Linked DNA regions of Mus musculus: regions 1 and 3 are each linked to region 2. Evidence: chromatin loops called from intact Hi-C (ENCODE). Cell type or tissue: heart. All regions are shown on one strand. Links, peaks and the distances in the headings refer to the core of each region. The heading gives the core; the rest is flanking DNA.

Region 1 (11,099 bases), core at 4,072-6,571, 320 kb before region 2:
CTATCCTTTCTTATATGTTCTAATCTTCTCCTTGCCTCCACTCTCCAACCTTCCACTTTCTGACTAGCTTGAACTCAGATCAGAGATCTGTCACCTCCCAGGAAGTTCTCTCAAGGTTCCAGGACTCTCCTTTTGCTAACACAGCTATGCATTTCTGTTCAGTTTCCTAGGGATAAGAACAAAACAGAACCACTCTGGGGACTGTACATTTTTGAGTAGGCCCTGGAGGACACTGTAGCTGGTCTATAGACAATACTCTGAGGAACATGAACCTGGAGCATGGTTAAGGAATCTGCTGTGAATCAGGAGCTCAGGAAAAGGTATAGCTGCTAAGCCAGGCAGCAAGTTCACACCAAACGCTGAAATGTTACACAGCATACCCAAAGCCATTGAGAGCTGCACTTTTAGTTCTTTGAGGTCAGCTGGCAGAGGCATGACTTGAAAATTCTGATGACATAGCCACAGATGGTCAACAGCAGCCTTGTGTATCACAACAACTATCCCACTTTCTTCCTTCCATCTTACCACTTTGTGTCACTTCACTATCACAACAGGAAGGATAGAACTCACTCATATGACTTCATTAGCATTATAATTGTTCTTTTGTACTATTAATTATTGTTGTACATATTATAGTGTCTAATTAATAAGCCAAAATTCACCATTGTTCTGTGTGTGTAGGGAAAACTACAGTAAACAAGGGTAGGGGGCAGGACTGTGCTTTGGCTTTAGGACTGCGGGTCGGCTTCCTCAAGATTATAGGGCAACAACTGTAGCTGCTATTAAGAGAACAAACTCATCTAACTTGATTTTACAGTCACTGCCCATCACCATTTGGAGAGCAGAGCGCATTGTCTGTGCAGACAGCACATGTTCTGGCCCACCTGAGAATGTGCACAGGCTGCGAGCGTTGCATTTTCTGCCTCGGGGACGCCTGTGGCTGTCCCCGGGAGCTAGATGCTGCTCCCTGGTTGCTGGCATGCTGGCCATCCTCAAGAAGTGGTGCAGTATCAGTATCAGACTGCATGTTGCAAGCTGAGTTAAGGCTTTCCACGGACGAGTTAATATCGTTGTTCATTAGTACTTGAAGCCCAAGACCATGCTCTGTACATAAAAAATGGCAAGAGAAGAAAAAAATGTCAGTGAGGGTATAGAGTTCCACCAAAATGGTTATCTTTGGATGATCAGGCTCCTAAACCAAATAGTATTTTAATATTACTATGAAATCATATTAGTAACATACAATACAAGTTAAGTCTGTGTGTATACATACTACATGTATAGTTCAAAATGAAGTTATTCCATTTGGGATGGCAATGCTTCCTGAAAAAGCTATATATTATCAAATAAGCATGAAAAAAATCTTTTGGGTTGTTCATCAGGGGAGTCCAAGACACCCTCAGAATAATACAGCTATTGCAGCTGCTATTGGTTGCTTCTGGAAGCTGAAGGTACGTCCTTATTGCTAAAGATACCATGAAGTTTAGACATAAGATCTGGAACACCCAAGCAGGATCTGACTTGAAAATCTCCTCCCTTAGGAGTAGCTTTCAGAAGACCAAAAGGTCCTATGAAAGCTATGAAGCGAACATGGTGACCAACAGTCCTACCAGCTATAACACCCATGAATCACAACAGTGACCAGCATGGCAAGACAGTAACAGTGCAATAGTGGCACCCATATCTTGGTGGCAACCAATGATTTCTCTAATTTGACTTAAGACCAGTGCTGGAAACCTACCCAATTTCCCAGTACAAGTTAGTCATGGATATTAGAGATTTTTTTTTTAAAATATCACTTTAATAAACCAGCATAGCTTCTAATTGGATTCAACTCATCCTTACACCTACAGATAACTATAGCTCTCACCTCTTTGCAACAAATAGAAACCATTACAGAAAGCTAGCTAGACAAAATATAAAGAACTGATCATGGGGTGCTCAGTCTCTACGGATACATCTACAATACAACTCTTGTTCTTAAGGGAGCATTGAGGAAGAAGGGGTGGAAAGATGGTAAGAGCCTGAATAGCAGAAGTTGGCTGTGAAGGTGTTTCCAAAAGTGTCAACTTAACAATAGGGTAAGAAGTGACCTAAGCTGATTGTATCATAGCATTTCACAAGTTGTAAGATATGGCCAGGTGTGACAACCCCAAACAAGGTTGTCACAGTATGCAAGACAATCACTCTCACAGAGGTCAATGCCTCCAAAGTATAGTAAGAAATAAGAGAAGGCATTTTGAACCTGCTTGTCATGCCCAGATTGCTTTTACAGCTTCCATGCCCAGGACAACATACCAGAGGTTTTGGTTAGAAGTCTCTTCAAGTATAATACAGAGTTAGCAATATATCCATCACCCAGGGGACTGTTTTATAATAGAGTCTGATACAGAATAAGCAGCTCCATTTCACTTGTTCTTCAGAAAAACAACACAAACAAGCAACTGGTCTACCAGCCAAGGAAGCATGTTTAAGGAATGAAGTTACTTGCTCCCCCCACCCCCCAAAACCTTAAGCAGTAGAAAGCATCTTGGATTTGATAATAGATTTAGATGCTTGTTTGACCTGGGCTATGAGCAACAAATGGGCTCAAGGATCTTTCTAGATCTAGCTGGGCCACTAATCCACTAATTCTGTGGTAGTGTCCTTGCCTAGGATTTTGTTCTTCAGCACTACGATGTCTTAGGTGGCCTTTCTTTCTCTCTTGTTTCTTAAGACTAAAGGATGTGACAACAAAAGATACTAAAACCCACTAAAGAATACCTGGCTTGGTGTAAGAAATAGAAAGAAACTGTCCATTCCAGGGATTAGTACTTCTCTGGTGGGTGAAGGAACAGAGCACAATTATGGGAATATACAGGCAGAAGCAGAACATTGAATGGCCCCGGTTTGGCGATATAAGAGAGAACATTATGGAAACTGAATAGCGGAAGTGACCCATGGTGCATCTAGGCAGTTCAGGTTCCAAGGTCATTAGGAGAGTCAAGGTAGCAGGTTGCTGAAAATAGTGGTGACTGGTATAGTCACTGCTGCAATAAGAGCAGACACCATGTGTAAGAGATGCTGACAAGGAGGGAGGGAGCAGTGGGCTGTGGCCCAAGAGAGAAGTAGTTAGGTGCACACAAGCATTCGGATTGGTAATGAAGTCAAGGACCTGTATATAGATAAAGCAAGGAGGGGAAAGAGGATCTTGATACAGCAAAGGTTCTGAGTAGTCACATATTAACCCTATAGTCAGGTACTAAATGGACAAAAGTGATGAACTGATGAACTGGTAATTAATAATGACCAAAAAACTAAGTATCACAAAGGGAATTGCTGAGGGTCAAAGCAGAGCACTTGCCCAGCTAGGGGTTGCCTAGGTAACAAGGATCTAAGACTCTAGTAGGGCGGGTAGGGGTTACACTTTCAGGTTCTGCTGTCTTCCGAAGGGACATGCCTCTTAAAGGCCTCACCAGATATAGTAGTGGAGCAGCATTTAGTTCACTTATGAAAGGAGGGAACCAGAGGATGGCTAAGGAGAAGACCTCAGTGGGAACAGAAGTTACATTAGAGTTCATAAGTCTGGCACTGACAGGACAGTTCCAGAATCTGTGCCTGACACATCTACATTCAGGGTTAATTAACATATTTAAATTATTTTGTCCCCCAAACAATTATTTTGTTAACAATGAACCATTAAGAATTACCCATGCTTCTACTCAAAAGTAAGCATTTCTATGATGACAGATCATTTTGGAAGCAACACAGGGTGAAACGCAAAGTTCACTATACTAAAGAGTGTGTGTGTGTGTGAGAGAGAGAGAGAGAGGTCCATTCACTGACTAAAAGAACCAAGTTTTGCTCCATGCAGAGCTACTTCCTAAGCGTTTAGACAGAAAAGAGCCTTGTAAGACACCGAGCCCTCCCTATTTCTACTGCTCTATTCCTAGAGAAACCCACTGGCAACACAGTTCCTGGTCCGACAGCGCTCCCAGCCTCTGAGAAAATGAAATGGCTTGGTTCGTGCTGGCAGATTATCATTCATGGCTATTTTTCCCTGGGCTTGCTGTAGTCTTTGGCTGTGCCGACCCCTGGTGGCAGTCCCTGGTGTCTCCTGTCCTATTTCTTTTTTGGGGAACAGGTAAATTCCTGGGTTGGTTCTCTGTAGTAAAGCCAAAGCCAAAGCAATTCTGATACTATTCAAATATTATTCATATAAAGCAGGTAGATTCTAGAAGAGACAACACGTTCAGATTGCTGTCCTCTCCTCTGGAGTGGGTAATTTCTTCATCTGAATATACTGTACTGGGTGGTCTTTGAAAGGATACCAGGCTAATCTGAGAACATCCAATTACCAGGTTACGGTCTTCACTAATCAAATATAGCTGCTATGCTCAGATCCTCCAAATCTTTAAGCTTTTCAGAGCTGTCAAAATGAAAGTAAAGCCTCAAAGTTCTACAATGGTTTACTCAAAAACCAACTTTAATATGTCCTATGAGGACAATTACTAAGTTATATGTTCGGATTTTTTTTTTTTTTACAATTACTGATAAGACTTTACTTGAAGTTCCTAAAATTCAAATGTAGACTAAAAATGAAATCTTCTAAATTATGTTTAAACAGCTGATTCTTAAGGGTCTACACTAATTTTATTTTTTAAGTACTGGAGTTAGATATAATAAAATTATATTAGATTTTTTTTTAGAAAATTATAATATTTACTTATGGCAAGGCATGAATCACAGCAGTTGGGTGCTGGATAGAGGACAACGTCTAGGTTGATTTTCTCCTTCTAATTACAATGTGGGTCTGGGATTAAACTCAGGTTGTCAAGCTTGGAGGTGTCTTTCCCCGCTGACCTATCTTACCAGCCTCACTTTCAGTTCTTGTAAATGTTCTACAAGCTTATATTTTTCTCAGTGAGGACCTTGTGTGTCTTTTCTACCCGTGTGGCTAACTGCTAAACTGTTTTGTACTCCCGTGAACCTGAGCAGAGCTATCATAAACCATTTGGAAAAGGCTTTCTTCCAGTGAACAGAAGTGGAAGAAGGAGACAGACTGATATGCTCTGATGAAACAAGTTCCACAAGGGTACCTCTTCAGAAAGAATGCTAGGAAAGAAAAGAAAAATGGCTTCATAAAGGCAATTTCACCTCCAATGAATTTGTAAGAATGTGTTTCCTGAACAAACATGGCTGCCAAATAAAACTCTTAGTAGCTGTCTCCCTTCCATAAAGAGCCAAGTTGCAACTGGGCATGGACTTTGCCCCAAATATTTGAGGTCATCTGATCTAAAATTCACATCTCTTCTTGCTTCACTGTCATTAACAAACTCAAGGCTAGTTCTGTTTGGAAATATTGGAAATACATATAAATTTAGTTAAATAAATTCTTATTTGGCTCATAAGCCATGACTGGCAAATATCTCCCCCAAGTCAAGTGAGGTGTGCTGATCTGGAAAGGGTACGGAGAGGGGAGAGGTACAAGCAGAGGAGGCTCTCCCCGCCCGGGCATGCGGGCGTGCGTACCTTAGTACCTTAGCAAATAACACACTTCTTGGTTCATAGCACCATCTAGTGTCTTTTCTACGTGAACTGGAGCTTAACGGTGGTTCTGGGTTTTCTTCGCTACATTATTTTGTCTTAAAGACATTTGCATTATGCATGTGATGTATCCATTGTGGTGGCCCAATCTTCACAGTAAGCCCCCCTCCACGCCCCCCAGGAACACTCACCACCTTCCTTGTTTGCCCTGGCTGTACATCTCTTGGGAAATGAAGAGCTATAGGCAAGCTTGTGTGTCTATGTGACTTAATGACAGGGAAGGAAGAATTAAAAAGCATGTCTACCTGAGAAATTTCTGGTACTTAATTTTGGACCATGTTTTTGCTGCCGTTTTCCTGGACTTGAGTCAGATACAGACACACAGCACGTATTTGGTCTTTCTGATTAAGTGTGTGACCAGAATTGGTGACAGCACTTTGTTAACTGAACATGTTACCTTTTGTCATCCTAATAAGAGGATCTTCTTCTTTAAGCACCTTCTGTTTTTGTAAAGTCTTTTAAAAACTCAGTTACAAATCAGTATATATGCTACTTTGTTTGTTTTCTGATTGGTCATTTTGTGGCAATTGGTAAAAAGGCTTAAAGACAGAAATGATTATCAACACTCTTTTAAAGTACACTTGAAGCTAAAAACAATGACCTAGGGAACAATACTTCACTATAAAAAACAGTTGTTGGTATTGAACAACTGTCATTGTTCACACTCCAATCTGAGGGGGCAGAAATCAATCAATTAAACATGTGAGAAATGTTACAAAGGGAAGCACTAATTCACTAATATTTTATTATTAAGCATATTTAATAACTAAGTGAAAGATGTTAAAAAAATAAATGAAGGTACTATTAGTTTCCTTTAAGATTTCATATGTCCATGGATTCAAGTAACCACAGAGCAAAAACATTTGGGGGAAAAATCTATACACGTACATTAAATATCTGCAGATGATTTTTGCCATCCTTCTAAAGCAATGCAGTATAGCCTATAGCCTATAGTTCTATAGAATTAGGTGTTATAAATAATCAAGTAGTAACATATATAAAGTGTTCCTATTTTATAAGCAAACCCAACACCATTTTGTACTTGAAACACAAGCATCTATAGCTTTTAGGGATCTTGAAATATATGTGTACAAATGAAAAAGACTACACATATCTAGAAAGAAAGAGAAGGGAGGGTTTGAGGTGGCCAGAGTCTAGGGGGAGAGGATAAGGGCTGGCATTTATGGGTTTAGAGTTGCACCTGGAGAAGAGTTCTGTGGCTAGACCTGGGTAATGGCTACACACCAATATGACTACTTTTGCTTTGTTTTTTTGAGACATGCTCTGGCTATCTATTTCAGTTTCCAAGTCTTTGGAATATAGGCATGTACAACCACACATGGCTCTAACAGTTCCTACATTAAAAAAAAAACAATAAAAAAGCAATTTTAAACTTAAGACTTTAAGATACCTTCAAACATGGGCAATTAAGGTCCCAGTCTTATTGCTTTATTTAGGCAGGCCTCTGCTAGAATTAAGCAATGTTCCATGCTCAGACTTCAAAGACAGAACCCTGCTCTAGCCTTATGTTACCTTCCTCTCTCAGAGCTGCTCACTCACCACCCAGGGCCCACTTGTTCTGGGTTCTTGATCCTAGCCCCTGTGCACTTGATCCTTGTGTGGAGCAAAACCCTAAGAGTCTCTTTATCCCCAATTTAGAGCCACTTCCCTATTTTTTTTCTCAACTTGCCCAGCATTCCCCTCTCAAACATGCCTCATCTGAGGAGATTGAGGCAAGACAGGCATGGATGTTGCTCATGATGGCTATCATAGGTCTGGACTCATGCAAGTCAGACTTCAGAATGGCCTCAGGTGAACAGTGCTGATACCAGTGCAGCCAGGGAGAAATGTCACAGGGAATCCTTGAGAAAATCAATTTAAGGTAATGAAGGAAATCCTCAAGTTAGGAGACAAAACAAGAACAGGAAAAACCCTGAGGCAAAGGAGTCTTAGCCTCTCCAGGTACTGAGAGCACTGGCTTGCTACAGGGGCACAGAAATGCTGTCTGTTTCTTAAGTGAGTTACAGTTAGCATGGGATCCTCTTCCTCAGAAAAACGAATCTTCAGTATAAAAGTAATGCTTGGTCACTACTCAGGATAGTGGCAGGAAGTGGTTGTTTAAATCACCCACCTTCTAACAACAACAACAACAACAACAACAACAACAACAACAAAACAGTAACAAAATGATTAATTGATTTGTACTTTGATTCCTATGAGATTTATTTTTAAAACTATGTTTTAGGGATCTGTAAATAATTCCATTTAAAATAAATAAGGAAAGCTACTTATTTTACTCAATGATTCCATTCATTAAAGCTAAAGAACTGGCACCCAGTGTTCAATAAGTGTCCCATAGGAAAGTGTCCTTCCTTGGATTTTATAGTATCCTCTCACAGTGCTCAAGGAAGCACCTGGACATTACTAAGTCTCTTTCCAGTTCTTTAAGGTGACTTGGATTCTGCACCAAAGACCCATACAACACAGAAAAGGAATTTTCCACTACCAAAATGTTTCACCCTGCCAAATGAGAACCAAAGACCTGAGCTGCAAACTACATTTCAAAAGCACAGATACAGCCATGCAATTTCTATTTTTACTTTTAGAAGATATCTTGTATGTATGCACAATCTACAAAATAAAATTCCAAAAAGACAGCGATAAACTGTGTCTTTCAAGTCCTCCTTAGCAATTTAAACTGTTTCTTTTCAACCTTCTCATTTCAATTTCTACTTTTTCTATTACATCATAAATCAGGCAGAAGCCTGGGTACAAGAAACCATATAAATAACTTGTCACTTTAGAGGTTTCCATTTTCCATCAACCCTAAAAATATTAGTTTAAGAACACTGAACTGGAAAAGGAAACTCAAGGTTATGGCCCAAAAGTCTGTCACTCATGGGTATTGAGCTCTCAAAGAGTCAATGTTTTAAAACCAAACGAGACACTAAGGAATATTTATCATCATATTAAATAGAAACACTGTACACTTAAGAACTTAACTCCATAAATTCAAAATCTATTCACCTACCCAATGCTGCCTCATTCAACACATATTTAAGTGAGTACAAACTACCTATCCAACCTCTTTTAGGTACTGAGATACAGATGTTAAAATAGACAAGCTCCATGTCTCTATACTATTCATGAAGCATTTCGTATTTTTAAATGCCTACCACAAAGATTAATTATTTGAGAAGAACGTTTATCCTGACTTGAACATTATACAATGTATGCATGCACTAAAACATCACATGGTACCTATCAATATGTGTAATGCTTATGTCAGTAAAAAAAAAAAAATCCAAACATAACGAAGACTTACTCAACAAGCATTGGAAAAGAGTTATGGTGTTAAATATAAAGTAGCAGGGAAGGATATGAAATCCCTTTTTTTTTTTAAACAACTTTTGGAAAAGTAATTCCATCTATGAAGTTAAAACCTGCTCTAGGTTAAGTGGCACCTATCAGGGAGTAGTATGTCCTGTAGGAATGTGAGCATGGACTCCCAACTGAAAGGGGTCGGCTCAAGAAGGGATGTTTTTTGGCTTCAGCTTAGGGGGAAGTGGGAAGGTACAGCAGGGTTGTATCCTCAGATGAAGGAATTCTTGGCAGAGTGAAGTTCTTGGTCTATAAACACACTCCAGAGGCCAGCACTCCTCCCAGCATGGGTCTGCTCAGTGCTTAAGAGAGAGAAGTTGACGCCACCTCTGTTTACAGGCAAGGCAGTCGTAGAAAGGGCACTCGGCTCTCAGAAGAGTCTCAGTGTTAAGGCATCAGAGGCTGAAAGCCATCCCAGGAAAGCCCAGAACCAAAAAACCCAGGAGACAAAAGCTGGCTTCTAGAACAGACTAGACTGCAGCATCACCAGCAAAGCAGGTTCAGACCAGGGCTGTGTAGACTAGAACACCCAGAGCCACCTCCTAATATGCCCAAAGTGCAGGATCACTTGGGGTTCATGTTTACAACATGCTCTTGGAATGCACTGGGAGGTATGAATCCCACTCTCTAAGGCTTAGCTAAGGGAATACTAGAACGGAGTTCCTGCTAAGGTCTGAATGGTACTAGAGACAAGTTCCATGGTATTGGTGGGTGGGACCTCTGGTAAGTGATTAGGTCAGGAGGGCTTTGTATTAGAACTAGGATCAGGTACATATGCCCTTCCCACGGCTGCAAACACAGCCAGAAGGCAGTAATGAGGAAGGTGCTGCATTTGCAGAGGCCTCCATCTTGGACTTCCAGTCTGCAGAGGTGAGTGCAGTACATCTCTGTTACTTATATGCCACCCAAGCTGTGGGACTGGCTTGTAGTAGTCTGAAGGGATTATGACAGTTACTAAACGAATGCTTGCTCTTTTCAGAACAGTTTTTATGTTATGAAAAATAAATACATGGCCCTAAGCAGCACCTAATTTTTGTTTTTTCCAGATACAGGGTTTCTCTGCGTAGCCCTGGCTGTCCTGGAACTCACTCTGTAGACCAGGCTGGCTTTGAATTCAGAAATCTGCCTGCCTCTGCCTCCCAAGTGCTGGGATTAAAGGCATGAGCCACCACAGCCAGGCAAGCAGCACCTTCTTAAAGAATTGACTCAGGAGCAAAGGCTCTCCTCAGAGTGTGACAGATGTGTATCCTGATAGAACAAGTTCCATGCAGACCTCATAAGCTAGATGCAGATAGGAAAAATGTTTTTTATTTCTGCCCTAGGTTGCAATTAGTAATGACAAGGACAAAACGGAGCTGCCATTTTCTCTGTACCTACAAGGTGCCATTTCTATGTGGCACATGTCACAGGTCAGGCTATTTTTCTAGCTATTTCTAATATTCCTACCAAACCAGTCAAGTTATCATTTTTCTACTTCTTTTTTCCAGGTAGAGAAATGGGGCTGAGTCATTCAATTACCCCAATGGAGACTAACAAATGACCTATGGGCCATTTGAAAGAGAAATGCCTCCCACTTGGTTCCCAGATGGTTATACCATTTGGAGAGTAACGGAACCTTTGGGAGGTGCAGCCTTACTGGAGGAATCTCATCACTGGGGGTGGGCTTTAGGGGTTTATAGCCTCAGATCACTTCCAGCTCCCTCTTTGCTTCCTATGTTTGGTTAAAACCATCATTCTGCTTCCTGAGTTTTCATGGAAATTTGATCAGCCAGCTTCCTGCTCTGACTGACTGCGGCTATGCTCCCACCATTATGGACTCCCTTCTGGAACTATAACCCAAAATAAAGTGGTCTGTAAGCAGCTTTTGGTTATGGTATTTTATAGTAAAGAATAAACAATGTATCACCTAAGTCAAAAGTTGGACACATTACCTTATTACATGTTAATTACTTTCTTTAGTTCCTTTCTCACCTGACATGGATTTCAATCTTCTATCTCCCTTTGTCATTAAACTTGAATTTCTAGACAGCTGGAACTAAGTTCTTTCATTTTTGCCTCATCACCTAACAGTGGGGTCTGGCACACAGTAGGTACTAAATGGTGGTTAAGTTAATCAAGCTACAGTCTTTCAG
Region 2 (11,099 bases), core at 5,788-8,287:
CACACACAGAAGAAAGTTTGATAATGTATGAAGAAAATTAGATATGTCACCGCACTATAGTGTTTATTCACTTACTTTATCTTCAAAGAATTTAAGATTTGTTCCCTCTATCTATTGTGTCAGTGATGGACTCAGGCAAACAGAATTCACGCATTTCTCATGTGTCTTTACATCCTGGTAGAACCAGGGTCTTTTGGAGACTCAGGTATCACTGACTAAATGCTGGTACCATATGATGCTGAGCACAATACTTCAGGAGGCTGCAAGTGTGGAGTCAGTTATGGTCCTGTTCTTAACATACCTTAGACTCAAAGGGTCCACTGAAGTGGTATTACCTAAGATTACCCCTGAGTTACCCACTAACAACATTTCTGCTTCCTGTTCTCTCATCTTTATGTTTTACAGACTTATGGTTCCTCATCCTAGAGTTCTATGAGTAGACACAACAAGGACTTTATTGAGCTGAAAGTTAAGACTGCCCATCACTTTGGGCTCTTCATGCCCTTGTAGGTCAGGAAAGGGTTACAATGATGGCTAGGGTGACTAATCTAGACTACAAAGGGTAAACTGGACTACATCTCATGCAGAAGTAGGGAAGAATGTCTCTAGAATACATGCTACCCCTTGGGGCATATCTCAGAATTACAGTGTTCTATGATTAAGGTCAATGGAAACTACCCTAACCCATTCCAGGCCAACTACTAAACTTTTAAGAATGAAGAATTGCACTAAGTAATGAACTATGACCAGTCTAGGCTCTTAATAAAGGCCAAAAAGAAGTTAGTTGATAGAAATACCAGTCCATATCATGAATACTGTTACAGAAATGATGAAAACAGCCATCTTCTTGTTTTGCTATGAATATGTTTCTAGGTATATGCAAACTATGCAAAAAGATACATCGCTTTCTTTTGGTCTTCTTTCCGCTCCGTGACATTTATGTCAGCACTTAATTATCTAACTTTATACCAGGAAATGGCTGAGACATGTCTCAAGGGTGTTGCCCCTGGAAGAAGGGAATCCCAAGTTTTTGATTGTGTGCAGCAGAGCTGCATTGTGTTGCTTGATATTAAGACCTTGTCATTATCTATACTTGGAGAGTAAGTGTGGTTTAAAGGCATCCATGTGGTCAGGGGTGAACTCTTGACAGTTGTTTATATGTCATCTGATGAGTCGAAGTGAGGAAACTATTTGTAGGGTGTCTGAGGCTGCTGTGGAGACATTAGCATGTTAATTAGTATAGATTATAAGAAAAAGACATGCCTTCTGGAGGTCAGGCTTCACAGAATGAAGCATCCAATCTGCCCAGGGTCAGAAGACAACAAAATGCTTTGTTTGCCTGGGGGCATCTCATCACCTTTGGACAGCAGAACCTCTGGCTTGAGGAATCTTACACTAAAACTGACTCGCCTTTCTGGTATTCTGAGGCTGTAGCCTACAGATGGCAGATGGTAGGGCTTTCTGTTCTCTAGTCACATGAACCAGTCTCTACTTTAATACAGTTTCTCTTGAGATACATGACTGTAAAACACACACAGATATATCTCTATGCATCTATAAGTCCCACAAGTAAAGCATTGTGTCTCTAATAAACATGTATTGACTGTTTTCTTGTCATTTCCTTTAAACAACACAACCATTTATATTATATTCAGTAGTATAAGTAATCTAGAGATAATGTAAATGATATATGTGAGGATTATGTAGGTTACATGGAAATACTACACCACTTCATGTAGGTGACCTAGACATCCAGAGTTCTCTGTGACTACTGAGGGGTAATTGCATCAAACATTAGACCCAAACAGTAGGCAGGATTAACATATCCACATTTCATTAAAAAACTATTATTCTTCTCATACTCTGAAGTTGTTCAGAAAATTAATTATGCAATTAGCAATGGTGTAATTTCTCCAAAATCGGCTTTCCCAGGGTGTAACTGAATATCCAGCATGGATATTTGGAAGGGCTTCTCTCTTTCCCTCCCTTCATGCTTCTTTTACCCGTCCTATGAGAAGTACAGGAGTCACAGCCAAGGAAATATGCTTTAGGGCTCAACTGCCTCTCTGTAGCTTGAGGATCCTGTACCCTCACCAGATACTGAAAGTCAGTGTAGCAGTAGAGCTCAGGCCTAAGTTTCAGACTTTTTGATCAGCACTGAGCTGGTCTGAAGATAAGCTTGTGTCTCTGAAGTGGCAAGAAGTGTCCACTCCAGGCATTTCAACTCAACACTCTCTGCAGTGCTCCCAGGGGAAGCCAGGGCTAATTCATTCCTGTGTTTTGTTGTTGTATGGAAAGATGAGTGCTTGCTCATTAGCATTGAGACAGCTGAGAATTCTCTGAAGGATAAAGAAAAGTGTGTACAGAAGTCAAACTCATCAGTCCTATCTGACAAAGACATGCAATACAGAATTCACTGTCACAGTTCAGGGGAAGTGGTAGAGCACCAGAGGGTCCCTGGGAAATGGTGGAAGTTCAACAGGTGCAGGACATTCATTTTCAAGAGCAGCTAAAGACACATTTTAAGATCTCTGTCAAAGGAGCCATGCAATGACAATATTTTAAGAAAAGAAAAATAGCAATTTAGCCTTGCATTTCTCAGGAAGGGGTATGAAGTAGAGAATGAGGTTTTATTTTGGTTTATTTCATAACATGATCAAAAATTTTCTTCTGGTTTTGTTTTGTTGTTATTTACAATGAGGACTTAAGTTGCTTAATCTTTCTAGTTTTTGAAAATTTGAGAATGAAATTGAAAGAGACCTTGGGACTTCAGTGAGAGACAGGCTGAGTGACAGGAGTGGTCTGATTGGATGTCGAAGATATCCAGAGTATCATCAGCCACTTACAAGGCATAGAGGTACTACTGTACCCCATAACACCTTCACAGGACAAACTGATGTTGCCTTCTCTCTTTTTATTATAAGAACACACACACACACACACACACACACACACACACACACACACATCTAGGTTTTAATGTATACTTTCTTACATTTTGAATTGTAGCCACTTTCATACTAATTTTGATTTGTTTCACGTTGGTTATCACTCTAAATGTTTATATATTTATTTGCTTGTATAATTCTCAAGGACAGTTTTGCTTTTCATAGAAATTGCAGAAGAGAACAATTAAATTGCCCGAGATTATGTAATAACAGAGTTAAGAGCTGGTCCCAAGCAGCTTGAGTCTTGCCTATCCTGAAGGACTTCAAGGTTGGGGTTGCTCAGAAGTGTTTCTCTCCTATGTGGAGAACAACCTAGTTTCCTAGCACAAGGATCTTAGTGACCCAAACAGCTCTCACTCCCCTTGCTGTTACTTGTTTCTGGTCATTGCATTCTAGATGCGTGGCTCAGTCACCATGATTGACTCTAGAACTCACATGAGACTTACTTTGGATTGAGTGAGCTAGTTCTAACTTTAGAGTGACAGTTCTTGGAACAGGCCAAGACAAAAGGCATACCAAGTAGCATTTCAGTAGCCCATTTCTGGATTGGTAATGACAAATGATAGAAAGCATGACTCTGAAGAGATATTTGTACATCTATGTTCCCTCTGGCATTATTCCTGATAAGAAGTATAAACAAATATATCTGTATATGGATAAATGGAGAAAGATAATATGGTATACACAAACAATGGAAGCTATTGAGTCTTTATAAGGAAAGCAAGTCTGCTGTGTGCTACCGTAAGAATGATTCCCGAGGCCATTATGCTGAGGGCAATGAGTCAGTCCCAGGAAGACAAATGTGGTGTGATTCCATCTATATGAGATACCTAGAGCATCAGATTATTGTAAAACAGGAGATGGGAGTGTGATTGGCAAGTTGAGGAAAAGGGCAAAACTGGAGTTAATGGATACAGAGTGAGACTTGGAAGATGGCAAAGCCCTGGAAGTCTGCTGTGCAGTCATGTAAATACCCCAACAACCACAGAATCATGTCCTCAAAAATATCTAATGTTGCACATTTTATGTTATTTTTTTAAGTTATAATTAAGAGCTACTAACTGATTCAGCAGTTTATACAAACAATTTAAGATGCCTTGCATAGGTCAAGCAAAAACAAGTCTAAGCAAAACACAGAGGCCGCCAGGCCCTGGAGCAGAGTCTCAAGGGCCCTTTTGCCTGGGAAGTCGGCAACACAATCTGTAGCTAATGGTTAATATCTTGGCTTGGTTTCCTCAGAAGTCCTGTTAGCTGGGAAAAACTGGTGACAACATGACAACCTTTAAGATGGATAGAATTCATTACACGAGAGGAGTATGAGTAACTGATTTCAGAAAACATTCGGAAGTCCATAAATATGAAGCATCTTTACAATGCTCTGCAAATAAACAGAATAAACAGGAAAACATGTTGAGCTGACTATGAATGATCTATAAATCCCAAAATTCAAATGCAACTAAGATACAAAGTAGGCTTCAATCATGTGTGTATGTGTGTTCACACGTGTGCATGCAGCAGCAACAACAGCACATAGGTGCACATGTATTCACAAATGCTTGAAAGACCCCAGTGGAGGCTAAGGCGTACACGTCAGAAAAGGGACAGCATGAGCTAGAGGGGCTTCTGGTTTCAGCATGGTGCAGGCTGTCACAGTTACTGACCATCCCTGGAAGCAGCTCCTGCGACGGACAGGTTTTCTCTGCTAGTCAGTGGGGAAGTCAGTGCGTTCAGAACTGCAGCTACTCTAGATACTGTGAGCAGAATGAAAGTCAGTTAGGGTAAGCACAGGAATGCCCACAGGAAAGTGGCTTCTTCAGAGACAGGGTCATGGTAAGTGGAGAAAGTCAGCAGAGTTAGTAGCTTGAAAAAGGCCAAGTCCCTAGAGTCAGGTTCTAGTATTGTCCCATGATTATGCATGGGTGCATCGTACTCTGTTGTCTCTACTATCTCCTTAGCAACCACGAGATGATGACAGCAATCATGGTCCAAGATTTGTTCTAAAAAAAACATAGAACCACAGCAAATTCAGAATGAAACATTTTGTGTAAAAGGGCTTTACAGTAGTAAATGAGTAAGTCAGGCCATAGGCAGGCCTCTTTGCATGAGACAATATGACTTGTATTCTTAAAAGATGAAGCGATTAGATCCCCAAAATAGAAGGAAGACCTATGCAGGCAGTGGAGGAAATGTCATCCATGAGCCAAACAATGAGCGAGCATTGGAAAGAACTAACCTATTGACATCACGATCACAGACTTTTAACCTTCAGAGCTGGCAGAGAGGGCATGGCTTGTTTGAGCTGCTGATATGTAATAACAGCCCCAGCAAGGCAGGGGACTCTTGTATGGTGTGGCTGAGGAGAAGAGTCTAAGTCTAGTCTTGAGAACTGTCCATGTCTGGGAAGTATGTAAGCATGGTGATTTGGCTAAATCTCTGCACTTGCTGTTGGATAGAGTTTTAACACACATATCAACTGGTGGCTGTGGACCCAGTCCATGAGCTTCAAATATGACCAGACCACTGGCTGTATACCTCAAATGGTAAGGGCTGCCATCCTCTGCGTTCTCCTTTTGTTGGTATATGGGCAGTTTTCAGAGGTAAAAAGGGGAAGCCAGAGACAATGCACAACACCGGCCCATACACTGGCAGGCATAATGAAGGCAGGAAATAGAATACAAGCTAAGTGCGTGGGACATGACTGGCAAGGAACAAGTCTAGGCATAGGGATGAACTTGTCTTTGGCCTCAGACAAGTTACTCTGTGCCAAAGTTTTCTTATTTGTAAACTGAGGATGTTAACAATAGCTCTGACTTGTTAGGGCTCTGATAAAGATTGAAGAATTAACCTATAAAAATGGGGGCCCCCAGTAGCTTTTTTTTTTACCTCATGCCTTTACCCTATGAGTAGTGAATCCATGGAGTACAAAACCCTGTCCGTCTCCAGCTGAGTCCTTCTTGCAGACCCACTATGTACCACCTTCTAGTTGTCACGTGCTCCACAGGCTTCAAACATCCAATGGATGCAGAAATAAGTATAAAGTTAATGATAAAGGAGGAAGCCGGAACATATTAATATGATAGCATGAGATTCTGACCTGTCCAAAGATAGGTAACTCTCCATTTTAATGATGGTTTGATCATGCTCTCCTCAATTTTCAGACCTCCTTCTTGTGGCAAATTAGGAATCATGGTGGTTTGATATACAATGTATTCCATATGTCCATGCATTTCAATACATTTTCTCCAAATGGTAGTGCTTCTTTTAAAGGTTATGGAACTTTAGGAGGTAGAGCCTTGCTGGAGGATGTTGGTCATCAGGGGTGGAGCCTTCATGTTTCATAGCTGGCTCGACCTCTTGTTCACTCTTTGCTTCTTAACTAAGATGCAACGTGACCAGTGCCTCATGCTCCTGCTAACATGCCCTGATACCTCAAAATGTGCTCCAAAAGAAACTCTCCCTCCATTAAGTGGTGTTTTCTTAGGTATCTGGTCATAGTTACCTAAGACAGACAATAAAAGAGGCCAACAACGATTCCTGGGAAAACTAAATGGACAGATTCACAGTTCTTCTTACAAAGCCAAACATAGACTCATGAATATCTTGAGTGAGGCAAACTGGCAGGCACAAGGTAATAATATCATATACTGTGCCAGCTTATACACTGAGATGTGCACACACACGGTGCACTTATGTCTGCATGCATGAATGTATACGTGTTACGAATGTACATATGGACATAGTGTGCCCACAACAGTGATGAATGCATGGCAATGAATGTATATGACATGGATACTCATATGTGTTGTGTATGCCTCCACATATGTTTACAGTGTGCATCAGTGTGTTTCTAAATTATGCATGTGTATATGTATAAATGATACAAAGATATAGTAGCACACACACACACACACACACACACACACACACATAAGCTCACAGTCATAATGTGACCACATACTAGTCACCTCAGCAGCAGCAGATGGAGAATCTACTAAGCTGAGTACAGGCCTTCCCATAACTGTGTGATTTCAGGCAAATCGGTTGATTCTTTTGGCTTTATTTCATTCTTTGTGCGACTAGAGAGGGACCAGCTTTAAGACTGTAGTCACCGAGCCTGCTTGTTCTGTGTGACCGGCACAAAAGCAAAGCCCTGGGGTTTATGTTTTGTATCTTTGTTTCCATTCTGCAGAGCAGTACACTAACAGGATAACCAGAGCTCCCCCTGGTGGTTGTATTTATGCAGCCAAAACCACTTGTTTTCCAAAGATGCCTTAAATAAACCAGCCCCTTAGGGACCACCAAGCTTGCAAAGAATGTGGGTTGGTGGGCATTACTTCTCACTGGAGCCTGGAAAGATTCTGCCCTGGCACCCACGCTGCCAACTCCCCAGAAGGAGACTGGTTGAAGCTGGCCCTGTCAGTTGGCTGTCAGGTGGGGTTAGGATAGCAAAGAGGACGGTTAACAAATGTATGAGCAACACATTTATGGCTCCCTGACAGGAGAAAACAACACTAAGAATAGTCTCACATTTCCTCTGGAAACGGATAGGGGGACAGAGGTCACCTTCTTGTGTGCATATTTACACATCTGCATTTTCATATATATATATATATATATATATATCTAGATGACTACATGGAATACATGCCCTATCCAGTTTTCCTTCTCCCTAGATCAAGGCAACTTCATTATAAGGGACATTAATTTCAACAACTACAATTCAATAATCTCCTAGTTAACTCCTAGAATGGTGTTTTACCTCTCATTTAACTTACAGTGTCACTAGAAACTATGTTTTGCTAGAATCCTAACTGGATTTATATATAACACTGACATACAGTGGTATATATAGATATGTGAATAATGTGTTATTTGTCCACAAAATATGCATATTTGCAGAGTAAAAATGGCTATGAATCACAGAAAGAAACGTTTGAGACACTGTGGCATAAATTAAGTTTGCTTATTTAAAAAAAAAACTGAGGAGAAGAAAAAAAATGTTGGAAAGAGAGGCTGTCAATGAGGTGCTTCAGAGTTCAGGCAGCACATAGCAAAAAGAGAAACTGGCCATGAAAACAAAGGCTCTTTATTGCTACCAAGAACCACCCATTCTCCTGCGCAAACAGAAGCTTCTATTAATAGCATATACTTAATTTTACACCTCTGTCCACCTCTGGTCAGACAGCGAGGAGCCTGACTGTAAGACACAATTACTCTCCCTTTAATTCTCTAAGTGGAAAGGCAGCACCTCCAAGAGTCCTAGGTGCCAATATGAATGTCAGGGTCAAGGAGACCAGAAGGCTTCCATTTTGAGCAGAGGGGCACCTGCTGCTCAGTTTGCCTGGAGGGACATAGGTCTGTGTGGAAGGCTTCTCATATGCTCCAGCAGGGAATAGCATTCTGAGTTAAACCAAACTTTTACACAGGAAACATTATTGAGCAGCAAGGCCATGTAATTATAATCACACCGTGTGTGCATGTGCGTGCATGTGTGTGTGTGCATGTGCATGTGCGTGTATATGTATCCCTGCCACGCACTCTGGTGGAGTCAGCTTGACCTTCTCCTGTTTTCAGCTTTGTGTGAGGCAGGGGATATTTTACCTTCTCCTAGGCCACTTCCTCCTATATCCCACCAGAAGATGCAGGAGTTCTTGAATTCTAGTCTATTCCAGGCCCAAGAAGAATGTGTGGTGCACATCAATTCTTCCATCTGGACTCAGGTTTGGGTTATTTTTCTCTCACATTTCTCCTTTCACTCAATTTACAACTATCCAATGTTCATAATCCTGAAAGCTCTTCCTCTTTCTGTGTCCTTTTCCTCTTTCCTTTCTTCTGTTCTTTACTGGAGATTATTGGCAGACACTGTCTTCTGATGGTTATGCAGCTTCGTGCATTATGATAAAAGGAACTATTTCCTTAAGAAGAAGAAGAAGACAAAAGGCTAGACGTTACTTGAGTGTCTTAAAATTGGAATATACATAGAAGTGACGATGTAAAGGGGACCACTCCGTCAGCAAGTACTGACTCCATCCAGCCAATGAAGAGAAAGATGACCTCATTCCAAAGAGGCTTCCTGAGCCTCACACTTGCACTAGTTAGGCCTTGGTTTTCAGTGAAATGTTTGAAGTTTGCTTGTTGTTTAGGCATTGCGACTAATGAGGTAAATATTATTTTGAACTATTTCCCTGATCCACAGCCCTTGAGTCTGAATTATACAACAGTATGCGCACACACATACACCTTCAAAGAGAAGACCAGCAGCAAACACTCTATACTAGATGAACTCTAGGACCTTAACAGTTTCTAATTGATTGTGATGTTTAAATGAACCTTGCATTCTTGTGTGGAAGGCCTTTACCTTCATCCTTGTTTTTTAAAGGCTATAATCCTACCTCTAATGCAAAAAGTTTGTTTGGTTATGGGAAATGTTAGCTTGCACATAGAAATATTTTGAATCTGATTATATGAACTATAAAAGTTGTGAACAAACTGAATCATATTATGGATCCAAATTAACACAAAAACTGTGAAAATTAGCAGCTGATAAGCATCACAAACACAGATGCAATGTGTGATTGATTATAATGGGTGCGAAAATGAAATTCCAGTGAGTAAACAGTTGGAAAAGATCTCCAAATTATTTCAGCTGCAAAGTTAACAGCTTTTACTTAAAATGAGAGGCTTTCAGAGTCTTCACATTCAGAGACAAAACACATGCAATTTACAGACTCAGTGTGTCTCCCTGTCTACTGTACAGACCCCTATAGTAAAAGCAGACGTGCTTAAGCCAATTAAAACTGACAAGTAAGTATAGCTAATTTTTCTTTTTCCTTGGCATTTACTATGGATTACATATTCTCCATGGCTCTTTCTGTTCTATGAATGTGCAAGGGGACATGTCAGTGACTAGTCTGCTTGATTTGTGGGTCTCCAGTCAGGACATGGGAACTATCATCTTTTACTGATAGCATGCACAACATTATGGAGAAAAGGCATTACATGTTTTTTCTCCAGCTGGCTTATCAGGAGAAGGCGTAGCCTACAAAGTCATGGATGGGTTCTGGAGTAAGTCAGAGAGGAGAAGCCTTTCTGAAAGGCAGATGCACTGGGGGAAATTAATGTTTCTAATTTTTATAAGACTCTAGTATAATGTATAGCAGATACTAATCTGTCTGACTTTATTGTATCAGGGTTTCGGGTGTTCTGTCATAGAGGTAAACCAGGGAGTGTCAGAGACTAGCCATCCATGTCATAGGTGACCTTTATGATCCTGTAAGTGGAACTTTTGCAGTCAAGCTGTGTTTGTCATGTACTTAACTGTTTTCCCTTCATGTTTGTGTAGTATGGATGTGTGTCTGTGGAAACTCTGTTCTCACCCTTTTTTTTTCCCCATATCTCCTACACTTTAGCCAAGGATTTCATAGGCAGCATCACTCTTCCCTCTGTGCTCAAGTTTTGCTGCCACCTTTCTTCTGTATAATAGATACTTCTCCAATAAATGCTTATTGCTAATCCCAGCACTTGGGAGGCAGAGGCAGGCAGATTTCTGAGTTTGAGGCCAGCCTGGTCTACAAAGTGAGTTCCAGGACAGCCAGGGCTACACAGAGAAACCCTGTCTTGAAAAACCAAAAAAACAAAAAACAAAACAAAAATGCTTATTGCTGTAATTATATACAATCATCTACAAGCTTGAATGTCTGGCTCATAAATCCTGATGCTTTCCCACCATTTTATAAACATTACCTTTCTTGTTTAGATTTCCCACTTAATGATCTGAGGTTAAATGACTGCTATTGACCAGACAAAAGTCCTTTATTTCAATGCAAAAAGGAAAATAAAAAAGAAAAGAAACAAAAAGACAAAGGACTTTTTTGAGAGAGAGAAAAAGAGAGAAGATAGAGACAGAGAGAGACAGAGACAGAAAGAGAGAGATTCTCATTAATTTTTGGCTTTCCCTCAACTGTATAGGTTTCCTGTAGCTCCAGCTTGTATTGTTTCAGCACACACACATACCAGCATCGGCTAAGATCATTCCTATAGTTTTCAGCTAATGTTTTCATTGTGATCAACAAGACAACAATCTTGTAGGTAAAAATTACTCTAAGCACAACCTTTAAAAGATTCTTCTGGAGAGAAACATGAAAAACCTCT
Region 3 (11,099 bases), core at 5,452-7,951, 480 kb before region 2:
GATGGCCCTTTTTCTTTTGATCTACCCATAATTGTTCTTTTGCAGTTTTAAAGGTAGGCAGGCTATTATCTTCCCTTCGGCCTCTGTCTTCTGTTTTACTAGGAGCCTTGTTCAGTGTTGGATTGGAAAGTATGTCAATGATGTCAGAGTCATTAAAAGCCTTCCTTTCTTGAGGGTTTTCACAGCCAGAAGGAACACAAGACAGATTAGATAAGAACATATTTAGTCCTGTGCTGGTTTTAGGAAAGCTTTGAGTGTCCTTTTCGGTGTTTCCAAATAATGGTGTCATGTGAAATGCTGCAGTGGCTGACTCACCTAAAGATGTTGAGGAGGTGAGGCATGTCTTAGTGGTATTAGTTTCCTTAGGCAGCCGAGCACTCTGAAAAGGGGAACATCTCAGACTGCTCCCTGGAATGGCTTGGGTCTTATCTGTGTCATGACCTGAACTGGATAATATGTCAGCGTCTTCAGAACCTCCACAAACACTAAGCTGAGGAACCTCAAAGGCGGTGGGCTCTTTACACAGGACTACTGATGCATCAGCAGGTTCCAACAGAGACTCTTCAAATTTCTTGCCAGCCTGCATCATCTCCTGTACACAACTCATTTTGAAAACATTATCTATTGACAATCCAGACTGCCACTTGTTACTGTCAGCCTGTCGAGATCCTGCCAAAGCAAAAATGCTCTCTGCATAGTTATTCAAGCCAGTTACAACATTGTCAGAATCAATAATTGCAGAGTATTTTTCTGTATACCTTTTGAACAGGTTGGTAGCAAAGACCTGAGAGATCTCGGAGTTGGCATATGCATACTGAATATGCAGTAGTAGTGCACGGTATGCATCGGCCTTCTGCTTTGGTGTACATATGCTGGATGTAACCACACAGTAATTCTTCTGCCATTCGTCCACCTGCACAGACCTAGTCGTCTCCACAGACATGGAGCTGGACGTCTCCATGTCAAAGGTTCTATAACACAAGACAAAATTGAAGGCAAATCAGTATCAAGAAGAAAACAAAAGTATAAAACTCTCCACTAAAAAAAAAGTACAATAAAATTTATAAGGTTCATTTATAAAGACAGATTATTTGTCAAAGAAACATCTAGCTAATCATATATTTCAAGTACTCGTGACACAAAGATACAATGATACAGTCTTCAAGATTAAGGACAACCAAATGATTTCATAGATGCTAAACTGTTTTACTTATAAAGTTATTTTCCTACAGAGAAACTATTCATGGGTTTAAACAGAAAGGACTTAAAGGTAACCAAAGAAAGGACTTGGGAAATGTGATGCAGTTGGTAGACTGCTTACTAACATGCCTGAACCCTAGTGTTTGATCCCTAGCACACACACACTGGATATAACTATACATGCCTATAATCCTAGCACTTGGGTGGTAGATTCAGCAAGAGAAGTTCAAGGTCACCACCTTCAGCTACATGGTAAGTTTAAAGCCAATTTGGGATACATGAGACTCTGTCCAAAAGCTTTCATAAATAACTTAAAGAAGGGAAGGATTTATTAAGTGACAGGTAACAGGAGACACCCAATATGGATACTCGGCCTCCACACACAGGTGTATGTACAAGAATATGCACAGGGGCGGAAAGATGGCTCAGCAGTTAAGAGCACTAACGCTCTTCCAGAGGTCCCGAGTTCAAGTCCGAGACATGGTGGCTCACAACCATCCGTAATGAGATCTGATTCCCTCTTCTTGGCGTGTTTGAAGACAGCTATGTTTATGTATAATAATAAATAAATCTTTTTTAAAAAAAATAATATGCACAAAAAGACTTAAAATTAATTAATGGTTCAATTTCCCATTCTCATGAGAATGGTCATCCAAACAAATCAACAAAGAAACTTCAGACTTAACCAACACCAGAGATTAAACAGACTCAACAAATACTTACAGGCTACTGTATCTAACAGGGAAAACAGTCTTCTCGGCAGCCAACAGAATTTCCTATAAACTCTCACTTTTTAAGCCATTTATCATGTCTTACTAAATACAAGAGAACCAAAATATCCTCCTGTGGGGTGGAGAAGATGATTCCTCAAGCACTGTCCACTCTGGTTTTGGAGACAGGTCTCTCCCTGAATGGGAGCTCACCAAGTAGGCTACAGGTTGATTGGACAGTAAACACCAAGGACCAGCCTGTCCTCCACAGCATGATTACAAGTATGTGCCACCATATTTCCTGTCCAGATTTCTTTTTTTGTTTTGTTTTGTTTTGTTTTGTTTTCAAGACAGGGTTTCTCTGTGTAGCCCTGGCTGTCCTGAGACTCACTCTGTATGCCAGGCTGGCCTAGAACTCAGAAATCCGTCTGCCTCTGCCTCCCAAGTGCTGGGATTAAAGGCGTGTGCCACCACCTCCCAGCCAGATATCTTATATAGGCTCTGGGGATCAAACTTTCATTTTTATGCTTGTACAGCAAGCACTTCACTAAGACTAAGCTATGACCCCAGACCAGTTACAAGATTCTACAAAAATGTGAAGGCGGCTGGAGAGATGGCTCAGCAGTTAAGAGCACTTGCTGTTCTTGTAGAGGACAGGGCAACCACATGACTACTCACAACCACCCGTGACTCCAGCTCTAGAGGATCTGACACCTTCTTTTGGCCACAATGTACACACTCATTAGCACACACACACACACATACCCTTCTGAATATATAAAAAACTGAAAAAACGATCCCTCAATCTTCCAATCAAAAACTGTGCTAATGAACTAACCAGTTCTCAAAAGAAATACAGCTAATAAATACTTGCACAAGTGTTCAACATTCTTAGTCATGGGGAAATGCAAATTAAAACTGCCTTGAGATTCTATTTCCCAGTCAGAATAGTTGTCATCAACAAAACAAATGCTGTCAAGGATATAGGGAAAGAGAAACCCTTATTCCCTGGGGGTGGAAATGCTAATTTGTTTGGCCACTAGAAAAATCAATGTAAATGCTGCTCAAAAAAAACTGAATATTGTACTCTTGGGTATATACTCCAAGAATTCTAAGTCCACGCACCACAGAAATGCTAGTGTATCCATGTTTATAACTATAGTACTTACAGCAGCCATAAAACAAAACAACTTCAATGTACATCAATGATGACATATAAATACATAATGAAGTTCTATGCAGTCAAAAAGAAAAATGAGCCGGGCGTGGTGGCGCACGCCTTTAATCCCAGCACTCGGGAGGCAGAGGCAGGCGGATTTCTGAGTTCGAGGCCAGCCTGGTCTACAAAGTGAGTTCCAGGACAGCCAGAGCTATACAGAGAAACCCTGCCTCGAAAACCATAAAAAAAAAAAAAAAAAGAAAGAAAAATGAAATCCTGACATTTGCAGTAAATCAATGCAACTGAAAATCTTACGCTATGCAAAATAAGACATTCAGAATGCAAAATCTAGATTTAGAGATTTTATGTGCATACACATTTATATGTGTTTGTAGGTCAGAACTAGAAGGGGATCATGAGAAGAGGTTGTGATTTTTAGGAAGTTGAGAAATAGAGCAATGACTCACGTAATAAGAAGGTACAAAGCGTTAGAAATTGTGTGTGTGTGTGTGTTGTGTGTGTGTGTGCATTTACGTATGTATTTTGTAGACCATGGAAACAAAAGGTGGTCATGAGAGGAGGTAGACATCCTTAGGGAGGAGGGAAATAGGGCAATGGGACAGGTAACAGGAAGGCAAGAGGGGCTAGTGAGGGAAGGAACAAGGGAAAGGGTAGGTGGGTAGGAGGCAGCACTGAGGGGAACAGGTCAAAACTAAGTATGAAGATGCCATAATGAAACTTTAAATCTTAAGGCTGTTTTCTAAGAAAAATCAGATAATATTATGCAAGCCACTTACAATTTTTGGATGTTCATATTTTTCTGAAGGAACCATTGTGAGAATCAAATCAGGTGATTATGAAAATGATTTGAAGACTTGTACCCCTGCTATACAAATGTGGAAATTGAGCTGAGAGAGTTAAAGAACTGACTCACTAGAGAGAACTCTGCTGATTATGACCAACGGCAGAAATCAAGGCCGAGTTCCAAGTGAAGCAAGGTCTATGTACTTTACCAGGCACTGAACACTTCTCGATGTTATCAGCACAGGATGAGCTGCATGGAACAGAAAGATGGTGACATGTTTCATATCTTTAATGATTTATCGTGAATAAACACTTGAAACATGATGGCACAAATCTTCCAAATTTTCCCCCATTTCTCAGTGTTAAAAATTAAAACCTATAAAAAATAAACTCTAAGAATAAGCCAAATAGTCTACTAGATAGGGGTTTTATTTCAGATTTTTCCTGAGATAGTCTCATAAGCCCCTTCACATTGTTGTAAAGAATCTTAGGGAAATATACAATGGGGCCAAGGAGAGAGCTTAGCACAGGCCTGCCAAGTTAAGTTCTCAGGCCTACGTGGTTCCTGAAAGCAGTCCCCTGCCATCCACATGCACAGCTTGACACAAATGTGCCCAACCTACCACTAAATAATGAAAAAACTACTTTTGTAATGTACAACTTTTTGCCTAGATACTAAGATGAAAAAATTTTAAGAAAACCATTTGGTTCCCTAAGAACTATGATAAAGCAAAAGAATATCTACATTTTAAATTTAATTTCTATTTATCTGGAAGTACAGCTAAATAATCAATACTTTCTATGTGAGCTATATTTAATACAGCTTTGATGGTGGTGATGGTGGTAGGTTTTTGAGAAAGGGTTACTCTGTGTACCCTGGCTGCCCTGGAACTCACTCTGTAGACCAGGCTGGCCTCAACCTCACCTGTTTCTGAGATTCACCTGTTTCTGCCTCTGAAGCACCGGGAGTAAAAGGGTAACCACTCCTGGTTAATATAGCTATTATCTCTGACAATGCTGTGGAAAAAATTTACCACATTATAAGTAGGTAAGCATACATCTCTGCTTATAATAATGGGAAACTTAACATCTAGTCAAACTGTTACTTAAATTGAAACTGGATCAACAGTTCTGAGGCAAGTAAGTAGCCCTGCTTTCATCTGCTTTAACCTTATTTTACTCTCCATTATACAACACCAGAAATAAGAACCTGAAGGAAGCCAGGCATGGTGGCGCACGCCTTGAATCCCAGCACTCGGGAGGCAGAGGCAGAGGCAGGTGGATTTCTGAGTTCGAGGCCAGCCTGGTCTACAGAGTGAGTTCCAGGACAGCCAGGGTTACACAGAGAAACCCTGTCTCAAAAAAAAAAAGAACCTGAAGGAGAAGTAACTTGGAAAATATCCTCCACAAAGGTTCGCAATGATTATAATTATCTTTATAGCTTCATTTCAGTCTATCACCTAAAATCACCTATTCTAGTCATTCTCCAAAAACTGTCCTCTTCCACCACCATCTTTGTATTTAGAAGTTATCGACCAAGTTTTCCTTCCTTTCCAGTCAGTCATATCCCACAACTACATACAACCCAAAACAGTCTGTTGCTCAATGACACAAGTACTGACCGTATTATCTAACACTTCTAAGTCATTTTAACCTTTGTGCTTGATAGAAATCTATAAAGTATGGGCAACCGAGTTACATTTCAATTTTCTTTACTTTGTTAATTTTCTGATTAAGAATGTTTTGGTCATTCAAACTAGACAGGAAGCTTCTGCAAACAAGAACTACTTCTCATTGTATTTAGATTTTCTTTAGTACGTAGTTCATGGTATCCACTAAAATGATTAAAAACTGGAGGGCCTACTATATTCCAGACATCATTTTTGAACTTTACAGAACTCTAGTTTACTAGTGGCAAAGTAGCATAGGAATTTAGAACACAGGATCTGAAGCTGTAAGACCTAGCTTTAGACACTGGACATAAAAGTTTTAATTAATTGTAATAAATTGGGGAAGTCTGAGAGCAACTTGCAGGAACTGAATTTTCTCTTTTTACCAGGACAGTTCTTAGGGATTCAGGTCCTCAGGTTCGGCAGCTTTGACCCACTAAGCCATTTCCCAGGCCCTGAATTCTGAATACATAATCTGTTCTTTCAGCAGTGACTCTGAGAATATCTCTTAAGCTATGTCGTCACCTGGGGAGAAACAGCGTGCACCATTATTTAGCTGACAGGTTGTTGCATTATAGGGTCCCCAGAACTTAGAAATATGATAGATTATGAATTATTATTTCTTCCCTTTGGAAGGTTCCCCCCTCAGGCCGTAGCGACTGCGTATGGCCTGGAACCAGTTATCACAACTGAAAAGTATCTTTAGTCCAACTGCTCGGGGTCAGGAGTGTGTCTGATTTCTAGGTATTGACACATACATCAGGTAGGGGACTCCATTCTAAATACAACTCACGTATACTTAAAATATACATTAGCTACATAACCAGACGGTTAACTGTAGATACTATTTTCTGAGCAGGAATGAATTTAAAAAAAAAAAAAAAGTTTCATGATGAGGATGTTATTTTAGGCGTCAAGTTCAGATGCTGGAGCATTTCTGATTTTCGGAGAAAATTCACCTGTGTTAGTATTGCCGAAAGCACGAAACTCAAAATGAGTACATTTAGGTGGCAAACCAGCTACAGCATTCCCAGCAGTCCTAGCGGGGGGTAGCTGTGGCTGACTGACCCCAAACCGTCACGCCCAACGGCGTCCCTCAGCCCCAGCCGCCGTCTGGCCGCGGGCTTCCCAAGGCCACCCTCTCCGACAACCCGAGGCCAAGAACGGACAGAAGAAAACAAAACCAAAGTACACCCGGCATGGCAACCACAGCCTCCGCCCGCCGGCTTAGCGGCGAACAGCAGCCTACCGGGGCCCACCTGTGCTCCCTGCCGGGACCGCAGCCACCGAAAAGCGCGCCTTTCGAAGTGCGCCTGCGCGAAGTGACGGCTCGGCCCGCGTTGCGCATGCGTGTAGAGTAAGGGCGGCTGAGCGCGCGCTGCACGCAGCGTGAGGGCGGAGTCTCGGAAGGCCTGAGGTCACCGCCCAGGCCTTAACGCGGGAATTTGGGTTTCCGGCCCGCGCTCTATGAGGGAGATTTAGCCCGCGCGGTGGCGATAAATCTAAGCAAACCCTTGGCTTCCCGTTCACTGCAGCCTTAATATGTTCTTTTTGCCGAGCTAGGTGCTGCAAAGGCACCTAGGCAGAGGCAGTGAGAGAGGAAAGAAAGCTCAGGAGTGTAGAGAGCACGAGTCCCCTGGGAGGGCGAAAGCGGCCCGGGAGGGGGAAGGGGAGGTGTAGCCTCCGGGCCGCCACTCCAGAGCCTGCCCGCCCCGGCGCCCTCCGGCCTTAACCAGTTCAGCAGCAGCTATCAAATAGTGAGACTCGAATACAGGAAGGTTTAGCAAAGGCTACAGCCAGCATTAGACGGAATACCGAGATTACCGAAGTAGTAGCTGGCAGGGGTCCAGTAAGAACTGAAGAGCTTTTTTTTTTTTTTTTTTTTAAAAAAACTAATCGTAGGTAGCTAAAACATGGACAGTCCTGGAGTCACCGAGGGAACTTTCCCCTCATAGCTTTGGGCCCCACCTCACCCCACCCCCACCTCTCTATTACCAACCAAGACGGCTTGCAATTTGGGGAGAGGTCACCAAGGGTTAGGTTCTTAATTGTTTGTATAGGCATAACAAGCCATTGGGTCAGGCTCCAAGCAGTCGGGAGCTGATTGTCAGAGAGGGGAGAGGAGGGGGGCTGTGCTGGGTTGTTGGGTGGTTTTTTTTTTTTTTTTTTTGGTTTCTTTGTCTACAACCCTCATCGCTAAGCCTGCCTGTTTTCACTGGGAAAACTGTACTTTTCTTTTATTCATCCTATCTCCTTCAAATACTGACCAACACTCCTAACCCTGCTTGCTCTACGGCTCTGGGCATTTTTAATCAGGCTGAAGACCTTCCTTACCCATGCAGCCATTCCCAGGCCTGCATTGTTGAGCCTGCCTGCCTTTCTGACCTTTAACTCCAAAAGCATGGTCTCTTTTCCCCTTATCCGTCTGCCTCCTCCAGAGGCTGCCAACATGTCTAGCTTGTCTTATTTTTCCCCTAAATTCAAAATTGCCTTTCGGTTTCCTACTGAGTCTGGGTTTTGTTTTGTTTTAATTATTTTTTTATAAGACCAGGAATCCTGCAAAAAGCAACATTATTCTCTGGCGTCCGTCTTTTTTAAATTGGCTTTGTTAGGCTCACAACCCAGTGTCTACTGTGGAAGAGTTTAAGGCTTAAGCTATGCAAGTAGTAAACTTGCTGACCGAGAACACAAACTGCTTTTGATAGACTCTATTTTCATGGTCAGAAGTTATTGGACCTGCAAGAAAGAAATTGCCACCTAAGCAGACAGAACTGGTCCTTGGTGGGAGAGCTTCTTCTTGTTTATGTATTTATGAGTTTATAACCATAATCTCAGACAATGCTTGTTACAGTTCAGCTGGCTAATTTGTTTTGATCAGAGAAAATAAAATGATCCCAAATAATATGCATCCTCTGCCAGAAAAATTGTGTTTGTAAGCTAGCAAGATGTCTCAGGTAAAGGTATTTATTTCCTGTGCAACCTTGGTGGCCTTAGTGTGGCTTCCAGAACCCACGAAAAAGTGGAAGGATTCAAAACAACTCCACACAGTTGTCCTTTGACTTCTAGGCACATGTCCTTTCCCCACAAACACACAATAATAAGTGTTTATAAAACTGTGTTTGGCCGGGCATGGTGGCACACGCCTTTAATCCCAGCACTCGGGAGGCAGAGGCAGGCAGATTTCTGAGTTCGAGGCCAGAGGTCTACAAAGTGAGTTCCAGGACAGCCAGGGAAACCCTGTCTCAGGGAAGAAAAAAAAAAACTATGTTTGTAAGCAATGTGAGAAGTGGGCTGTTGTAGAGATAGGAAAGAAGATGGGACAAAATTAAATCTGTCTCTTTTTCTGAGATTCCCCGAGTACAGTTGGATCCTGAAATCCACTTCAAACATGCCTTGGTGAAAGAGGACCCGTGAAGATTGGAGATGTAGCCAGCCATTCCTCGGATATACAGTCTAACATGAATGGAACATACAGTCCTAATGAAAAGTTTTCATTAGACGGTGCTCTCCCCTACGACCAGAGGCAGAATTTTAACAAGTCTGACAAAGTTCTCGTTAGCCTTTATATTCCCGAACGGGGCAACCTTCACTCTACAAAACAGAACAAGAGCCGGTACTGGGCAGGAACAGAAGGGTGAGCTTCGTAACGCAGGGAGCCGAGCCTGTCGGAAAGGAGCTGACAGGTTGATTCAGCTCACTTCAGCTCATTTCTCTTGTGAGGTTAGAGCAGACTTAGTCAAGCTGAGGTAGTTTGGCCTCTGGCTGCTGTGAATTTGCTGTGTTTAGGAAAAACTGGTCCATGTGTGGACTCTTCTGCTTCTAGTTTGAACAGGCTATGGGGTCATGCCATAATTCTTCTTGTGACTGTTTATTGCATGTCTGCTTTGGGGAACAACACAAGTTTCTTTAAAAAGACCTTTTCAAATATTACCAGTTTATGCAAGCAACTTACTTTGCTAGTAATTTTGTATTGTTTTTCCCATTACTTTTTACAAGGGTAGGTTATGGCACACAGAGAGAAGTGCTCAAGAAACAGATTTTGATACCAAAGAAGTAAACACTATTAATATTTGGGAATTTATATTATTCATTTAAAAAAATTAATACAGCAATCATTAGGCCAAAATGCTATTGGGTAAGTACCATGTTTCCTCAAATGTGAACTTTCTGAGTAGAATACCAGTAATACCATTTTTGAGTTTATGCCATTGATTGGATTCAATCAATGTTAAAAGTTCAATCCTGCCTTGCCTTGGGGTCTTGTCCTATATCCCTTTCCCAGGTCCTTCTATCTCGGCCTTTTCTGTGTGCTGACTCGTATTCAGTCAGCCTGACTTGGATCTCCAGTTCCAGGAAGCCTTTTCTCTGCTACGTTCTAAACAAGAGATGTTCCAGGATAAGCCTTTTGTTGGCTGTCTGCTGTGTCCAGATAAGTCTAGGGCTTTCTCAGCTCCAGGTTGAAGTGCCTGGAATCAGTGAAAACCTGAGGTCTAGCATCACGCATCACTGCCACCAGAGGTCACTGTGCTCCAGTGAGCAACTGCAGTAGGCACAGATTTAAATGCACTTGCTACGCGTCCCGGCATTCTCAATTCGCTTTTGTTTGGTTGGTTTTGATTTTTCAAGACAAGGTTTCTGTGTGTAGCCTTGACTGTCCTGGAACTCGCTTTATAGGTCAAGGTGGCCTTGAACTCAAGAGATCTGCCCACCTGCCTCTGGCTTCTAAGCACTGGAAGCAGTAAAGCACTAAAGCACTATGCCTGCCTGGCTTTGGAATACTGACTTCTATCTGAATAATGTATAGTTGGGATCAAAGGCAAGGTTTACCCAGGAAGATAAATGGATCTTGTCCCATAAGCACCAAATCCCAACCCCCACCCCCCACCCCCCACTGCCATGCAGCTTACCTCATAGAATTTTTCCTTTTTTTTTTTTTTTTTTTTTTGTTTGTTTGTTTTTTGTTTTTCGAGACAGGGTTTCTCTGTATAGCCCTGGCTGTCCTGGAACTCACTTTGTAGACCAGGCTGGCCTCGAACTCAGAAATCCGCCTGCCTCTGCCTCCCGAGTGCTGGGATTAAAGGCGTGCGCCACCACGCCCAGCTATGGAATTTTTTAAATAGGTATTGAGTTGCTATTTTTAAATGTGGATAGCAGCACCTGGCATAGAGTAAGTGCGGGTGTATGATTTTGTTAACTGGGAGGAAGCGCTTCTTCCTGTTTCTAGGGCTGGGTGTTTTGGTGTCTGAGCACCATGTTGAAGAAAGGCCAAGAAGATGGGATGTGCTGCTAGCAACTTGACACAAAGCTAGAGTCATTTGGGAAGAGGAAAATGCTCTCACTAGATTGACCTGTGGGACATTTTCTTGATTGAAGATTTATATGGGAAGACTGGCCTCACTATAGGCAGTGCCACCCCTGGACTGATGTGGCCTCATTACTGTAAGAAAGCAAACTGAGTAAAACAACATTACCCCATGCCCTCTTCATCAGGTCCTGCCTTGAGTACTTCCTTGACTTCTTTCATTGATGGGCTGTGATGTGGAAGTGGGAGCCAAA

The links. A loop is a pair of places that touch in the nucleus more often than their neighbours do. Peaks named below come from ENCODE experiments on the same cell type or tissue, not always from the same donor. Only the 100,000 strongest peaks of a DNase experiment are listed, where the experiment ranks them.
Region 1: it touches region 2 in a loop (3-fold over the local background); 4 of 42 quality-filtered maps call a loop at or near these places.
Region 3: it touches region 2 in a loop (5-fold over the local background); 21 of 42 quality-filtered maps call a loop at or near these places.

What each region holds. Positions count from the first base shown.
Region 1 is chr11:11,969,539-11,980,637 of GRCm38, forward strand. It overlaps Grb10 (growth factor receptor bound protein 10), which reads right to left. Exons shown (of 17, transcript NM_010345.4): 3 at 885-1,104. The coding sequence starts at 1,078. Among named protein-coding and RNA genes, the nearest start is that of Grb10, 62 kb to the right of the region's middle. In heart, for the core only: a CTCF peak has its summit at 5,556 (motif pointing left); no DNase peak of the experiment used is centred there.
Region 2 is chr11:12,284,414-12,295,512 of GRCm38, forward strand. The region is part of intron 9 of Cobl (cordon-bleu WH2 repeat); the gene reads right to left. Among named protein-coding and RNA genes, the nearest start is that of Gm12002, 25 kb to the right of the region's middle. In heart, for the core only: no CTCF peak of the experiment used is centred there; a DNase peak (open chromatin) is centred at 7,188; H3K27ac peaks cover 526 bases.
Region 3 is chr11:11,802,093-11,813,191 of GRCm38, forward strand. It overlaps Fignl1 (fidgetin-like 1), which reads right to left and starts at 6,870. Exons shown (of 3, transcript NM_021891.3): 1 at 6,803-6,870; 2 at 4,004-4,123; 3 at 1-971. The coding sequence starts at 961. In heart, for the core only: CTCF peaks have their summits at 6,819 and 7,026; a DNase peak (open chromatin) is centred at 6,919; H3K4me3 peaks cover 2,500 bases; H3K27ac peaks cover 2,274 bases.